Regions from separate parts of the Homo sapiens genome. Here region 2 is linked to region 1. A link is a loop called in an ENCODE intact Hi-C map of the cell type or tissue named here. Cell type or tissue: B cell. All regions are shown on one strand. Each heading gives the region's core, and the rest is flanking DNA. Links, peaks and the distances in the headings are about the cores only.

Evidence for each region. Peaks named below come from ENCODE experiments on the same cell type or tissue, not always from the same donor. Only the 100,000 strongest peaks of a DNase experiment are listed, where the experiment ranks them.
Region 2: it touches region 1 in a loop (10-fold over the local background); 1 of 110 quality-filtered maps calls a loop at or near these places.

What each region holds. Positions count from the first base shown.
Region 1 is chr10:73,955,961-73,958,876 of GRCh38, forward strand. No RefSeq gene overlaps it. Among named protein-coding and RNA genes, the nearest start is that of C10orf55, 35 kb to the left of the region's middle. RefSeq lists enhancers at 661-760, 948-1,455. In B cell, for the core only: a CTCF peak has its summit at 1,623 (motif pointing left); DNase peaks (open chromatin) are centred at 921, 1,571 and 2,721; H3K4me3 peaks cover 1,502 bases; H3K27ac peaks cover 2,288 bases.
Region 2 is chr10:75,118,094-75,121,009 of GRCh38, forward strand. All of the region lies in intron 1 of SAMD8 (sterile alpha motif domain containing 8), which reads left to right. LOC124902460 (a long non-coding RNA gene) reads right to left here. Exons shown (of 3, transcript XR_007062202.1): 3 at 1,550-1,623. Among named protein-coding and RNA genes, the nearest start is that of SAMD8, 7.9 kb to the left of the region's middle. In B cell, for the core only: no CTCF peak of the experiment used is centred there; a DNase peak (open chromatin) is centred at 1,537.

The sequences.
Region 1 (2,916 bases), core at 281-2,780:
TTTGATTTTGGTTTCCAGTTCTGCCCCTGTGACCCTTGGACAATTGACAACATTTCTGAGCCCCTTTCCTCACCCATAAAATGAGGATCACAGGCCAGGCTAGGTGGCTCACACCTATAATCTCAGCAATTTGGGAGGCCAAGGCGGGAGGATTGCTCAAAGCCAGGAGTTTGAGACCAGCCTGGGCAACAAAGTGAGGCCTGTCTCAACAAAATAAAAAAATTTTTAAATTAGCCAGGTGTGGTGGCATGAGCCTATAGTCCTAGCTACTCAGGAGGCTGGGGTGGGAGGATCCCTTAAGCCCAGGAGGTGGAGGCTGCAGTGAGCCCTGATTGCCTCGTTGGACCCCAGTCTGGGCAACAGAGCAAGTCCCTGTCTCTAAAATAAAATAAAATAAATAAATAAGGGATCCTAATAGTACCTCTCTCATAGGGTGGTTTGAGAGTCAAATGAGATAATGCACAAAAATCTCCTAGCCCAAGAGCCTGAAGCACCCTAAAAGTTCGGGAAACTGTATTCTTACTGTTGGCCCCTTACCTACCATCTCCTCCACCAGGAGCTGGCCCCTGAAGCCTCACCCCAAAAGAACGGTTTCTGCCCCCGGGTTATGTCAGGTCCTTAGGTGGAACTCTGAGTCCCACATCACTAAATGCTGACATGCCCGCAGAATCCAGGAGGCTCCAGTGACTAGAAAGAAGTTTCATCAAATTTGAACAGGAAGCAGCAGTGGCAGCTGATAATCTGTGACCTGAATATAGCTATCCATTATCTCACTGTGGTTTCTGGTTTCCCTGACAGAGAAAACGCCCACAACTTTCTTAAAGTTATTCTAAACACTCAGTTCCTTGTTTGGCTTTGGCAGGATAATGTTACCCCTGGGTGCCCCTGTGCTTTGGGCTGTGGCCTCCCTGCCAGCCTGAGGCTCCAGCTCTTCAGCCAATCTGTGGGGCAACCGTCCCTTCCACTCAGAGGGCAGTGACAGGAGCAGACCAGGAAAGAGGCCGCCAGTATCTGCAGCCATTGGAAGTGGGGGGGAAAAGCAAGAAACCTTAAATACAGCATTCTTGTTCCTCTTCAAGAAACCAGCCAGGCAGGACTGACATGCCGGGAGTGAGCCACCAGCTGCTTCTCACCATCACTGGTTTCTAAATTACGCTCCATTCCCAATTGCTTCTCTCTGGTTCTGTTCTCAGGAAAGCAAATCTGCCCTCCTAGTTCCTCCACCTCCAAATGAGGAGCTGAGCCCAGGCCCAGGACACAGGTTTGGCAGAAAAGCCGTTACCTCTTGTTATTGTAAAACCCAGAGTCCAAGAGGCTCCCAGACAATAGGCAAAGTAGGCAAAGTTTGTTTTTGCCTTCTCTTCCCCAGCCAAGCCCTGCTCACTGTTGTCTACCAAAGCTTTGATGACACCGTATCACTTATCACTACATCTTCTGAATTATTCATTCTGAAGAATTCAGGATTTCTTGTGTTCCCCCTCTCAGGAGTACTTATATGTTAAGAGAAACCTTGAGATAGTAATGCTTACTTAGAGGACCATGTCTCTGACACCTGTGTTTGGTAGGGAGGGGAGGGCTTTGGGCTCTCTCTGGCCCCCTGGTGGCCACCACTTCTCTGTTAGTGCTCCAGATGGAGATATGCGGATGACATGGCATGACTTTTAAAATATATATATATATTTTTCTTTTTTTTTTTTTTTTCTGAGACGGAGTCTCGCTCTGTTGCCCAGGCTGGAGTACAGTGGTGTGATCTTGGCTCACTGCAACCTCCACCTACCGGGTTCAAGTGATTCTCCCGCCTCAGCCTCCCCAGTAGCTGGGACTACAGGTACACCACCATGCCTGGCTGATTTTTGTATTTTTAGTAGAGACGAGGTTTCTCCATGTTGGCCAGGCTGGTCTCGAACTCCTGACCTCGTGATCTGCTCACCTCGGCCTCCCAAAGTGCTGGGATTACAGGCATGAGCCACCATGGCTGGCTAGAGTTTTTTTTTTTTAATTTCCTTTTTGTTTTTTTGAGACAAGATCTCACTCTTACTCTATTGGCCAGGCTCGAGTGCAGTAGCACCATCACGGCTCACTGCAGCCTCAACCTCTAGGGCTCAGGTGATCCTCCTGCCTCAGCCTCCCAAGTAGCTGGGACTACAGGCACACACACACACTGGCTGATTTTTTTTTTGTATGTTTTGTAGAGACAGGGTCTCCGTATGTTGCCTAGGCTGGTCTTGAACTCCTGGGCTCAAGCAATTTGCCTATCTCAGCCTCCCAAAATGCTGGGATTACAGATGTGAGCCACTGCGCCCACCTAAAAGATCTTGTAAAGATCTTTTTTTTTGTGTCTGGGAGCGGTGGCTCATACCTGTAATCCCAGCACTTTGGGAGGCCAAGGTGGGTGGATCACCTGAGGTCAGGAGTTCGAGACCAGCCTAGCCAATATGGTGAAACCCCATCTCTACTAAAAATACAAAATTTAGCTGAGCGTGGCGGTGGGCGCCTGTAATCCCAGCTACTCAGGAGGCTGAGGCAGGAGACTAGCTTGAACCCGGGGTGGGGCACGGAGGCTGCAGTGAGCCATTGTGCCACTGCACCTTCAGCCTGGGCAACAGAGTGAGACTCTGTCTCAAAAAAAAAAAAAAAAAGAGATAGTTTTTTGTTTGTTTTCTGAAGAGGAACAGGAAGGTGAAACTCCTGCAGTTTGGTTAGAACAAAATGGGGAAGCTGTCAAAGCAGGTGGCTGCAGAGCTCGGGAAGATACGGATAATGGCTGCTTTCACATGCCCCAGAGCTTGTGCTCAGAGCAAGAAGGCCTCCCAGGAAGGTCAGAGGAGTAAAGGGTCACTTAGGGATTCTGAGGCACAGTGGAAGTGATGCTAGTTGAGCAGAGATGAAACCAGACTTCTGAAGGCACAGCTCTGC
Region 2 (2,916 bases), core at 287-2,786, 1.2 Mb after region 1:
ACGGTTAGAGCAGCAAAAAAGTCCAAGAACTGAAGTGCAGCCAAGAGAATGATGATGTAACTGAGGAGGGAATTTAATTCTTTTAAAGATGCTGCCCTAAATTCTACTGCTCAGAAGTGGGACATAACAAAACAGAAAATCACCACTAAAGAGTTTCAAAATGGATGGTAGGAGTTAGTGCAAGGTCTTTGAAACTGTTTTGTAATTATTGCAGATTTTATCGATGTTTTGGAAACAATACCCTGTGCTTGCTAAGAAAATGCAAAATAGGCTGGGCACAGTGGCTTGCGCCTGTAATCCCAGCACTTTGGGAGGGTGAGGCAGGCAGATCACTTGAGATCAGAGTTCGAGACCAGCCTGGCCAGCATGGTGAAATGCTGTCTCTACTAAAAATATAAAAATTAGCCAGGTGTGGTGGTGTGCCCCTATAGTCCCAGCTACTTGGGAGGCAGAGGCAGGAGAATTGTTTGAACCTGGGAGGCAGAGGCTGCAGTGGGCTGAGATCACGCCGCTGCATTCCAGCCTGGGCGACAGAGCAAGACTCCGTCTCAAAAAAGAAAAAGAAAAATATCTTTCTATAAGTATAAAGAGAAAAGAGTAGTTTTTGTTTGCTGAATGAAAATGTTTTCATTTATGGTAAAAATTTTAAAATAGTATGGAAAAAAGTTGGATAATCCCAAATACTATAAACTACAGAGTTATTAATCACAAAGTTTAGCCATATATGCCCAAATTAAACCTTATCCTCCTACATCATAGTTTAGGCTTTTTGCTTTCATAAGAATTGTTTTTATGTTCTGGTTTATGGATCTGCAAACATGTAGTCTTTATTATGTGGATATTAGATAAGCTAAATGTATTTGATTTAGCTGTATTTCAGCTTCAGTGCATCTATAATATATAATTGCCCTAAGAAAAATTTATTAACTCTAGCTTTATATAATGTTTGAAGTCTCTTCCTCAGTGTTTATCTTGGGATATGGATCTTAATTTTTTTACGTTTTATACATCATTTGGAAGCTGTTTAACTTTTAAATTTTGTAAACTAAATCAGTAATGATTTGTTTTTTTTTTTTAATTTGAGACGGAGTTTCGCTCTTGTTACTGAGGCTGGAGTGCAGTGGTGCGATCTCAGCTCGCTGCAACCTCCGCCTCCTGGGTTCAAGCAATTCTGCCTCAGCCTACTGAGTAGCTGGGATTACAGGGGTGCACCACCATGCCTAGCTAATTTTTTTGTATTTTTAGTAGAGACGGGGTTTCTCCATGTTGGTCAGGCTGGTCTCGAACTCCTGACCTCAGGTGACCTGCCCGCCTTGGCTTCCCAAAGTGCTGGGATTACAGGCGTGAATCAATAATAATTTATACAAATAGCACATATTGTATTTATGAGTCAAGTTTTATCAGTTGTGAATTCCTTTAGGGGCATTTGAATGTAGGGCTTTTAAATACAATCACAGAATTTAGAATAGAGGACAGTTGCTTCAGCTGGTTGTACTCCAATATTTTTGATGATTTTCTGCACACACATGCACACACACGTGCGCACACGTGAGAAGTGAAACTACAAGAAAAATCCAGCATGTTTAAGTCACTGTAATCACCATCTGAACATGGATTTTGCTTCTGTAAAAGTAAGCATATTGTAAAGGTTTCATTTTGTTGATATATTCTCTGTATTTTAAATATTGTTAGCTGGGCACGGTGACTCACTCCTGTAATCTCAGCACCTTGGGAGGCCGAGGCAGGCGGATTGCCTGAGGTCAGGAGTTCAAGACCAGCCTGGCCAACATGGTGAAACCTCGTCTCTACTAAAAATACAAAAAAATTAGCTGGGCGTGGTGGCGCGCATCTGTAATCCCAGCTACTCGGGAAGCCGAGGCAAGGGAATCGGTTTAACCTGGGAGGTGGAGGTTGCAGTGAGCCGAGATTGTACCACTGCACTCCAGCCTGGGCGACAGAGTGAGACACTGTCTCAAAAAAAGTAAAGATTGTCCAGTGATGGATTAGAGGCTATTTTGGTCTCTTGTGTGTTGGTATAATTAAGCCCAGTGGAATAGCTGTGTCTTTCTAGTTTTTAGTGCCTATCACTTTAGGAAGTTTCCCAATTCCCAAACTGTACAGAAGTGCTTTCAGGTATCAACAGTAATCAGTTACATCACTGACATACTTTTTATTTTATTTTATTTATTTATTTTTGAAATGGAGTCTCGCTCTATTGCCCAGGCTGGAGTGCAGTGGCACGATCTCGGCTCACCGCAAGCTCCGCCTCCCAGGTTCATGCCATTCTCCTGCCTCAGCCTCCCGTAGCTGGGATTACAGGCGCCTGCCACCATGCCCAGCTAATTTTTTGTATTTTTAGTAGAGATGGGGTTTCACCGTGTTAGCCAGGATGGTCTCTATCTCCTGACCTCGTGATCCGCCCGCCTCAGCCTCCCAAAGTGCTGGGATTACAGGCGTGAGCCACCGCGCCCGGCCAGCGTCATACTTTTTAAAATGTTGGTGAGTGGTATGCTCCTGTGGAAATATTTATTAATAGTTAAATTTTATGTTAAGTCGTTATATGAGCAGTGCATATTGATGTGTAGAGCAATGCATTGAGTAACTAGAACCTCTATTTTATATTATTGTTTCTCAGTTTATGTAGCTTAATTACGTTGTTATGTTGAAAAGTAATTTCCATCTTTTTTTTTTTTTTTTTTTTTTTTGAGACGAAATCTCACTCTGTTGCCTGGGCTGGAGTGCAGTGGTGCAATCTCAGCTCACTGCAGCCTCCGCCTCCCAGGTTCAAGCGATTCTCTTGCCTCTGCCTCCCGAGTAGCTGGGACTACTGTCGTGCACCACCACACCTGGCTAATTTTTGTATTTTTAGTAGAGGTGGGGTTTTATGTTGACCAGGCTTGTCTTGAAGTCTTAACC